2 separate regions of the Mus musculus genome follow, and region 2 is linked to region 1. A link is a loop called in an ENCODE intact Hi-C map of the cell type or tissue named here. Cell type or tissue: left cerebral cortex. All regions are shown on one strand.

The links. Hi-C counts contacts between places; a loop is a spot of excess contacts. Peaks named below come from ENCODE experiments on the same cell type or tissue, not always from the same donor. Only the 100,000 strongest peaks of a DNase experiment are listed, where the experiment ranks them.
Region 2: a loop joins it to region 1, with 5 times the contacts of the local background. A loop is called at or near these places in 2 of 42 quality-filtered maps.

Annotation. Positions count from the first base shown.
Region 1 is chr2:62,510,630-62,515,629 of GRCm38, reverse strand. It overlaps Fap (fibroblast activation protein), which reads left to right. Exons shown (of 26, transcript NM_007986.3): 21 at 3,190-3,244. Among named protein-coding and RNA genes, the nearest start is that of Gcg, 29 kb to the right of the region's middle. In left cerebral cortex, no CTCF peak of the experiment used is centred here; DNase peaks (open chromatin) are centred at 553, 873 and 1,956; H3K27ac peaks cover 2,469 bases.
Region 2 is chr2:61,812,912-61,817,911 of GRCm38, reverse strand. Tbr1 (T-box brain transcription factor 1) reads right to left here. Exons shown (of 6, transcript NM_009322.3): 6 at 3,798-5,000. Among named protein-coding and RNA genes, the nearest start is that of Tbr1, 11 kb to the right of the region's middle. In left cerebral cortex, a CTCF peak has its summit at 2,810 (motif pointing left); DNase peaks (open chromatin) are centred at 2,206, 2,779, 3,044 and 4,574; H3K4me3 peaks cover 2,609 bases; H3K27ac peaks cover 4,510 bases.

The sequences.
Region 1 (5,000 bases):
CAGATATAGTACTCAACAAGAAATGAATCCTTAATTTGCTCTTATGGATGAAATAAAAGTATAGATCGGAAGCCCCTGTAAGGACCTTAATGAAAATTGTTATTTTTGGCATTCAGTGTATAAGACACAGAGTCTTGAATCCTGTCTATCAATTTTGTAATAATACTAACTTGTCTTTAGTACTTGATTGAAGATGTAATAGAGGCAGTAACTGGTGGCCATTTCTTTCCCTGAACCTTTTTTCCTAGAATGTTATCTGGAGAAAGAAAGCTCTCCTGATATAGGGCAAGGATACCACTACCATGTGCTCAGCTACTTAATGCATGCCAGGTTTTAATATGTGTCACCATATTACACTCTGTACAAAGCAGTGCAATCCTTGCTTCCAATGCATTTACAATCTGGTAAACATGGATAGGTGGTGCTCTAAGGGGAAGCATTACTGTTAGATGGGATTTTTAGTAAGTCCCTCATGAAGCATAGATCATAGAGCAGCTGCAAGACCCATTCAGGCAACACATGCAGCAGTGCAGAGAGCTCCTGGGCTGGCCCTAGCTTTGTTTGAAATCTGTTACATGAACATGTAAAAGAGACCTTAGGATCCAGTTCTTCACAAAAGGCTAAAAAGGAAAGACTGAGATGATCCCGAGAGTGATCCAACCCCCTATCTCCCAAGGAAGCCTTTTAGGAATCAGACAGTGAACACCTAACTTGAAGAAACGGGTTTGCAAGCCCTTGGCTGTCACTCTCGAATCAACCCAGAAACGGAACTGTTTTCCTTGAATCTCTTATAAAATTTTATATAGGCGAATTTTCTACATGTCAACAGAAAACCATGCATGTGCATTTGAAAACAACAGTAAGTACCAGCCAAGCCAAGCTAATAAAGGCAAACAAAGTAGAAAACAGAGGAAGAGCAGACCTCACCTCATAGCCTGCCCGTGCATGAGAATATCTGTAAGGAACAGATGGTAGCGAGTTCACAAGTGCTGGAGGAGAAGGAACACGGTTTCTTCAGGCTTCTTGGAAAATTCCACATTTAAGACAATCACAAAATTTCAGAGATTATAGGGTCAGCTCCATTTATTGGGAGTATATTCGGCATTGTATATAGTCCCATAGTCTTAATTTTATGTGATTTAAGGGTTAATGATGAAAAATTGAAAGAGAAAAAATATATTATCACACTTACAGATAGTGTCAAAAGAAAATTTCTCAAATAGCATAATCAGTCACTAGGTTTCAAGATGACCTTAGCCCAGAGTCATTTTTTTAAAGTGGGGAAAATATGTAAAGTTTAATTTAATCTCTAATATTACAAAAACACCTTATTCGTGTGTTACTTTGACTGTGTTGATTAATACATATTATCAATAGTTTCTGATATCTCGCCTTCCAGGAAGCTTTTCAGGTTTTGAGGATGAAATTTATGGAGCCTTGTTGATCTCAAAAGCTTGTATTATCTAGCTAACCTTTAGCCTAGTTCTGCCACATTAAGTGTTAATGTTTCATTTCCATGTTAACCACCAAACTATCATTTCCTGTAAATGTCATCCTTTCAGAATAAACCTAGCCAGGGAGCGGATAAGAATTTCCTGTTCCTATGTATCACCTGTTATTTGCTTTGTGCCCCAGATGCAAGGCAATATGATTGTTAGCCTCTGCAAGATCATAAAATCATGACCGATTTTATGGCTCAAAACTGTCTTCCAACACCAGTAGTGACACTATCTTTTAACAAGAAAGCGAACCTTCTCAACTCCCATTTTGATTTTGAAACGTGTGGGGGAATGGCTGAAGGGCCGGCCACGCGTCTCCTGCACATCTGCTCGCTTTTCCTTGATCAGCTTCCACACAGGTAGCAATTTTCCATTCGCTACTCCATTTCTTCCCTGTACACTCAGTGTCCTTCAGAATTCGTGTCGGGTAAGCTGTGACTAACGGGGCCTCTTCCCATCTGTTTGTCCCGGGCATTTGCCCAACTCCTCAGTGCGTCAGAAACGTGCATGCTGAGTCGATGCAATGAGCGAAATGGTTGCTATAAAATCCCTTTAAGTAATTCTAGAGAGCTGGCAAAAAGGGTTCAGAGGTAGAGCACTAGCATAGGAAACCTAAGGACCTGGGTTCGATTCCCAGAACAACAAAAGAAAAGGAGAAAGTCCATTATTCCATTAACAACAACAACAACAACAACAACAACAACAACAACAACAACAACAACAGACATGCGTGTTCTACTTCCGGAGAACGAACGAGAAAGGCATAAAGAGAAAGCAGAGGCCACACCAATGTGTTTTGGAGACTGTGCCTCACGGGGTCCCTCCCTTCCATCTGTCTGCTGTGGCGCTCTCCAGGGCCCACTCACTCCGGTCACCCCTTCTTTCTTCCCTTGCTTCTGATCTCTATAAAGTTTACTTGAGGCTCTCAACCCATTCTCCCAATAAGTCTCATTTTCTCTAGAATACAAGAGAATCAAGGTAAAAATGAACAGCAAACATTGCTTTGGAGGCTTCCCGGGACTTTTAAACGTTTTTTTTTGTTTGTTTGTTTGTTTTGTTTTGTTTTTGTTTTTTTTGTAGTCTGTTATTCCTAAGGGAAAAAATTATTTTGAAAACGTTTTGGAAATGTGATGGAGCCGAGCAAATCATTTAACATTTTTAAAGGATACGTATAGATATATTTGGTTGTCCATACCATAGTAAATTGGAGGGCTCTGAACGGCAAGAATAGATTTGTTTTTCACTGAATACAGGATTTAATATCAAATGATGGTTATCAACAATTATGCAAATAAAGTGATACAACTTTAATAAAAACTGAATCAGCAGTGAAGCAAATATCCTTTCCAAGACCCAAGGATTTGGAAATTTGGTACTAGTAGCAATGTCATTGTATTCTAACGAGGCAATCTGGGGACAGGCTTTGATAACCCACAAGATTCAAACATTGGACCTGAGGGCCCTGGGATCAATAAGGATGAAGAGTGGAGTCTAAGATGATTCTTTTATCCTCTGTAGAAGACATAACAATATTATTTTAGTTATTTGTAAATGCAGCCTTATTATGCACGTGTTTAAACAAAGAGATGGAGCGTTTCTATTAAATCTTTGGATTAAATATGCTTGTGTAATGAAGTAAATGTCATGTGTACACAATTAAAATTCTAAAAATTTGTTTCTTCCACTTCAGAAAATTCATAGAAATGGGTTTCATTGATGAAGAAAGAATAGCCATATGGGGCTGGGTGAGTTGTTTTATACATTCTCTGCCTGTTACTCAGTTCGGTAATCCTCATTTTCGAAAGTATTCACTTAGAAGGTTTTGCATGAAATGTCAGTATTGCAACATAATTTAATCTGTCAATAGAAACAGTCAATTTGGATAATAACAGCTTTGAAGTGGTGGTTTTAAGTGTTTGTTCCTTTTTTTTCTGATTTAATTTCTTCACTGTATATCAAATGAATCCATAATTGACACATTTTTACTTAATTTTTAATACTAAATTGTAGCATATTGAACTGAACTATGCCCTTCAAAGGTTTGATTGCCTCCCTGATTTAATATTTATTTTATGTTTTATATTTCTTTTTTATAAAAATCTGAGCTAAGGGTTGAAATGATAGGAACTTTTGGTATAAAAATTGCTTAGTATCTATCTAGACCAGTATAATCCTAACAGAGCTGTTAGGCATTTTTGTCTTTGGGGAAGATCAAAGTATCCCTTAGACCCAATGTGCATTGGTCCTAATCTGAAAGTAAGCATTGTTTGTCTCCTTAGCTCTTGGTTTTGGAAATGACACTCCCCCCACTTGTAAGGACTGATACATTTATTAATAATAAACACAAAACTGAGTGCCAGACTTTATTAATTGTGAGCAATGAAGTCATTGGAGACTCTAGGGAAATATTGGGAAAGTTTAAGTTTGCCCATTATGAATTATGATAATTACCCTTCAAAGAAGTCTCCCTGCTTCACATTTTGGTCTGGATTTGGACATTTGCAAGTCAACTTGCAGTCAGTTGGGCTTGGGTTGTTTGTGTTGGCTGTTTTCTGTGAGAGAAGCCTGCACAGGATGGATGGAGGGAGTGAAACCCCTGCATTGAACAGAATCTGCAATATCCAGCTCAGCTCCGAGCTCAGCGACCAGATAAAGGGCTGTTAGGAATTTGGAGAAAATTGTTACTGCAATCCAGTTGTTCCTTCTCAAAACTACCCAATGTTAAGTTTCTAAGCAGGGTGGATTCAAATGGGTAGAAGCAAGTGAAATGTTTTTATAGGGGAATATTTCAGATAAGACCTTTGCTACTATCCATTTTTTGTTTGTTTGTTTGTTTATTTTTGGTGAAATGTCTAAAGTAGATCTTTGACAGAGTCTCATTCTAAGGAAATCATGTATAATCATTAACATTTTGCTTAGAGCGATGCTTTATTTTTTGCTGTAGGTTCTGAGTAACCATAAACTAGAACATTCCATTTCACTTACTGAACATGGTTAGGTATTAGTTTGGTAGAGAATCTTCTATACGGGCTCACCTGAAAACTCACTCATCACCCAGCAGTGCATTTATATCAACCCAGAATCCTTCAATAAAAGAAGCTTACCATATCTGATTGTGTAAATACCATCAGAAGAAATAGTATTTTATTTTTATTGCACTGCCAACTCTTTCACATAGTCATGGTCATGAAGCAGATTTGTAGGAGCAATTTTTAAAGAAGAAAGCAATGAGTGGCTTGTCAATGCATGCCATACCTGAGTAGACCCCAAGTGGCTGGAGGAAACAAGGTGCCCATAATGCTATGCCTCTTTATATATCAGTTCTTCCAGTTTGGGGCAATCCATTAACACATATGTCTGGTCTCTGACATCCATTCCTTCATCCTTGTAAATCATCATTATATCTCATCTAGGTCACCTGTTAGCCAATTTATTTTATTTTTTTCTGACACAGTCTCATGCATCTCAGATTACCTTTCAACTACCTATATATCTGCGAAT
Region 2 (5,000 bases), 700 kb after region 1:
ATTTCCATCAACCTCCTCACTAAGAAGGTGTGTCATGATACAAAATACAAATGCTTCTCTGTACATACAGTGAACACTGTCGTGCAGATATTTTTAAAGACTTGAAATCCAAAACAATTAAAAACCACAACTGAAGTCGAAAGTGCAGGATGTGTTTCTAAGTAATCTGGTGACAAGTAACGGGTCAAACCTCTGTGAAGAACCAGCTTGTGGTTCAGCTGCACTGTACTAATAATGTCACAGTTAGGATATTTATTAAATTAAATATTACCAGCAAGTGTCTTTTAAATGCCATACTCCCAATACTAGATTTTATATTTACTTCAGAGTTAGCATAGTAAGAAGGGGAGCTATCAGTAGAAAGTCTATTAAGCCATGTTTTTCCCCCACATTGGATTAATGGAACTATTCAAATCAAATTTTTCACGCCATGCCTTGAACACCGCTGCAAAGCATACTGTGGGTGTAAAATACACGCAAGGCACATAATAATCAGCTCAGATGAGACCAATGACTTGTACAGCATCAAGTTTACTTCACTGTGAAAGCAGAGGGGCTTTCTTTCAAGTGACTATATTTCTCTAAGTGTGACAACCTAATATATAAGCCAAAGAGGGAAAGCAAAATGACATACAACTCTCAAAACAACTGATCTAAACTAAGTATATAAGACAATAGCTAAACTCTTGCCTGTTTGCCAGTCTTCTCAGAGAGACTCTCATTTTCTTGATCTGGGAAAAGAAAATCTAACTTCAATGACTTTAGTAATTTACAAAGATTTGAAATACTTAAAAGTTCCCAGCTACATTTAAAAAAAAAACAAAAAACAAAAACCCTGATTTCATATTAGGCTACAATATTACTCATTTCAATATTAAAATTAGCCATACAGTTGCCAACATACTTAATTAAATATTTTAAAATCTGAATCGAGTTACTGGCCTCAAAGTTGTGTAGTTCATACATAAGCTTATCTATTGTTGCTGTTTCTTTCAAGGGAATCTAATCAGGTTTGTTTTAACACAGGATCATAGGTTCCACTCTTTTTTTTCTATCCCTGTGACTGACTACTGAGACACACGCACGCAACGTGCTGCACTTGAGACCAAGTTGAATGCTTTTATAAAATCATTTATGAACAAGCATTGTCGGACTATCAGTATAGTTTTACACTCTTTAAGAATGTATGTGGCCTCCGTTCAATAAAGCTTTGTTTCTAACCTGGATCTAAATGAGCCTTTAAAACTGCGGTGCTAAAAGAATAAATACTATCACCCCTCAAAACGTGAGTCACATGGGAAGTAAGAACCATTAACAGTTGGATTTGTCAGAGAATATAACTTCAGAATTTAAGGACATCACGTTGTCCATCTGCCCTAAGTTCCTACCTGCTAATTGCTTCCCATTATTTGTTTAAAAAAACAAAAAACAAAAAACAAAAAAAAACCAAAAAACCAGGAACAATGTGATTTGTGAAATAAACGGGTTAAGTTCCAGCAGATCAAAAAAAAAAAATCATAATGAAAATGCTGGTGGAGGTTGAAGGCAATTGAGTGCTGAGGCCGGAGGTGGTGACAGCCTGATCCTGCAGCAGAACCCCAGGCTTGCTCTCCACCCGCATGCCCACCGTCCTGCTCCTGCTGGCCTAGGCTGAGCAGCTCGCTTAGGCCTAGGCCTAAGGCCTGGGCTCTGGGTAGGCCCTCATCGCGCGGCCTCGGGGTCACCTCCGCCGCCTCTGCCCGGCGGGTTCTGCCTCCGGGCGGCGCCTCCGGACCCCAGCAGCCTCGATGGCCAGCACCGGGGCGAAGAGGCTGGAGGCCTGCAAGATGGCGCGGGTGGCCAGGGGCGGAAAGCGGGCGAGGGCAGACCCGAGTAGCGCGCTCTCGCCTCTCTGCTGCCTTCTTCCCTTGCGTGGAGACGCCATTGGGAAGTGAGGGGACTGAGTTGACGGCGAGGGCCGGCCATCCCCGGGCGGGCCTGGACTTGGGTAAAGCCACCCGGTACCCGGGGCGTGCCCTGGGCCGCCCCCAGGGCCCCAGTCGCCCGTCCGCAGCCACGGTCCCCTCGCTCCGCAGCCACCCAGCCTGGGTGCCGTCAGGGGGCCCGGAAAGCACGCGGCCCCCGAGAGGAGCGCGTGGCTGCAGCTTTCCCTCACGCTGACTCAGTCCACACAGCAGATGGCGGAGCTGCGAGGGAAACGACCTCGCCAGTGTTTTTGAAGCTGGCTAAGAGCAGCTAAGGCGCGTTTTGCTGCACGAGGCGCTCCGTTCCTGTGAAATCGCTCCTCGGAAGCTAAGGGCTTCGCTTACGCATTTGACACCACTCCGGGCCTCGCTCCTCGCCTGGACCCGGGGCCCGGGAGGCGGCGGCGGGGGGGGGGGGGGGGGTTGGAGGGGGCGCTCGCTCGGGGACGGCGCGCTCCCGCGAGCGGGTCTGGGGTCGGAGCGCGCGCTCGGCCAGCCCGCGGCCACGCGCCCTGGAGCGCTGACGCCCCCGCGAGCGCGCGCTCCTGCACGCGGCCCGGGGCAGCACGTGCTGCTGCTGCTGGGCCAGGCCAAGCGGGCTGGCGGGCGAGCGGGCGAGCGGGCGGGCGGGCTCCGAGCACAGCCCGGGGCGGGTGCACGGTCACGGGAGTACACTGCTCACTCCTCTCCCTACTCATATACACACACACCATGTTTGGTGCTTTTTTTCCCCGTCGTCTTTACTTCTTAGGTGAGGAGAGGGGAAAGGAAAAACAAAGGAAAAAAATCAGTCATCATTTTTTTCCCTCTCCATGGCACACGAGACTCCATGGAACGCCGTCTAGTGGCGGGATTGTCCAGGGAAGGCAAATCGGTGAAATCTCCCCCTCGACTTGTCATTTTAATTGCAATTTTGAAGCTTCGTTACATCTGTTGCACCACAAAGGTGACACGGGACACTCTCTGGGTGCTGATGAGTTTGATTCTGTCACCTCCAGGCCAACTGAGACTAAAGGAGAAGGTTGAACCATTTTCTTGTCCCTTTCAGGAATCACCCTCTTTGGAGACAAAAGTACAGAAGTCGCCTCTATGAGGTAAAGACAGACTTGCAAACTTTCTCATGAAATTCCTCATTGCCATTTGCTCTCAAGGGTGGGGACCTGACCTGGGTAAAACTGCAACTGAAGCGAGGATCCCCTTACAGAAGACACCGAGGTGACTCCAGGCATCACCCTCAATCCCCAGCCCCTCTCCAAAGCAAATTTTGAATTCGGTTCTTTAACAACAACCTTTCCCTGTGTTGGTTCTGTGGGTCTTTCTCCACCTCACCCGGAACAATGCCCTGAGACCTCCCTCTCTGAGAGGAAGGCCCGTCCAAGTTTGCATTTATAAAGATTCGCCAGTCACCTCCAAGGCCTCTTGGTAAAACCAAATCTTCAGCATCTGCAGGCAACAGTTTGTCTCTTGACTTGTCTTATATTGCACCCTACTCTAACCTAATGCCTCACAAATTACTGTGTGAACTTTAAAGAAATCCTTGGCTCAGCTGCAGACCCTCCTTGTCCTGTCATTTCAGCTTCGGAGAGAATGAGTGCTGGGACAAAGACAGTTTATATATTTTCCTAGAAAAGGCATACAGCAGCAAAGAGAACTATACTAACTGTAAATAAATAGGAAAAAAGTAATAGCTGGTGGTACTATAAAAGAGCGGGTGTAGGAAGTGGCTACTGTCAGACTGCCCAGAGCTAGGAAGAGGGGCTAGTCTTGCTTAACCCCTAAAAGCCATAACCTATAATAATTCTTTGCAAACTGTAAACTGCTCTCAACACCATATTTAGCATTTTACCAGATTTATTTTACTTGTTATACACAGACGATACAAACGAGCAGAAAACAAAACGATTCTCAGTGGAGTGTGTACTTGTATAAATTATTCAATTCACAGACAAAACAAAACAAATATAAAAAATCACAACATTTGATTTACAGGAGAGCCAAAGTATACCCACGTTTAGACCCTGAATTCCTATTAGGACAAATCCCCCCATAGACTGGAATCTAGATTGAATATTGTGTATGATGCATATTTCACATTGATTTTAAAGTACAAAAAAAGTATAAGTTTGCTACACAACATTAGAAATCCTACTAATCTATTTCCAGGGGGATTAATGCTCCTTATCAAATATAACAAGACTTGGGGGGAATCAGTCTTACTTGCAATAATGCTAGTGTTTTCCCAAGAAAGTCAAATTTCAGCTGTCTCTAAGTGGTGGGGGAATCGTTTTTCAAACTAAAATGCAGTAAAATATACAACTCACACAATTCATCTTCACTAGACTACACTATAGTTACCAACAATTCAGTCATCTATATCATTAGTAGATTACTCATTACAAAGATTTACAGCATATAAAGGTGGAGTGGGGTCTGAAAAGATAGTCAGAAACAGTTTATCAGCATATTTGGCACCTGCACAGACCAGTAATGGATTTGGCACTTTGGGGAAAAACAAATAAGGCAAAATAATATTGCTGATGTGGGGCCATTCCATTTAGAAGGAAGGGAGAAACACATAGAACTCCAGTTAAGTCCGCCTGGCAGGCATCGTGTCACTTACTCGACTCGCCTAGGAACAGACAACTAGCTTTTACAGGTGTTCAGGTGGATTCTCCTTAGCTACATTGTGTGCACCAGGGCACACAGTGGTTACATCATGCAACGAACTGAGAAGTGAGAAAGCCACCACTATGAAGTGCTTCGTGTTTCCAGAGCCTCTTAGAATATCTTTAATAACTCACAAGAAAACAAAGGGTGTGGGAGAAGAGAAAGAATGAGAGGAGAAAAAGAAAAGGAGAAGAAAGGAAAGGAATAAAAAGTTAAGCGTGAACTGGTTTTGTGCCTTGACAATGAGAATAAAAACTAGCCATTCGTTACAATAAATTAACACTATATACAATCATTTCACAGGCTTTGTTCCACTAAAAGTATTAACATCCCTACCATCCATCCATCCATCCATCCATCCACTCGGGT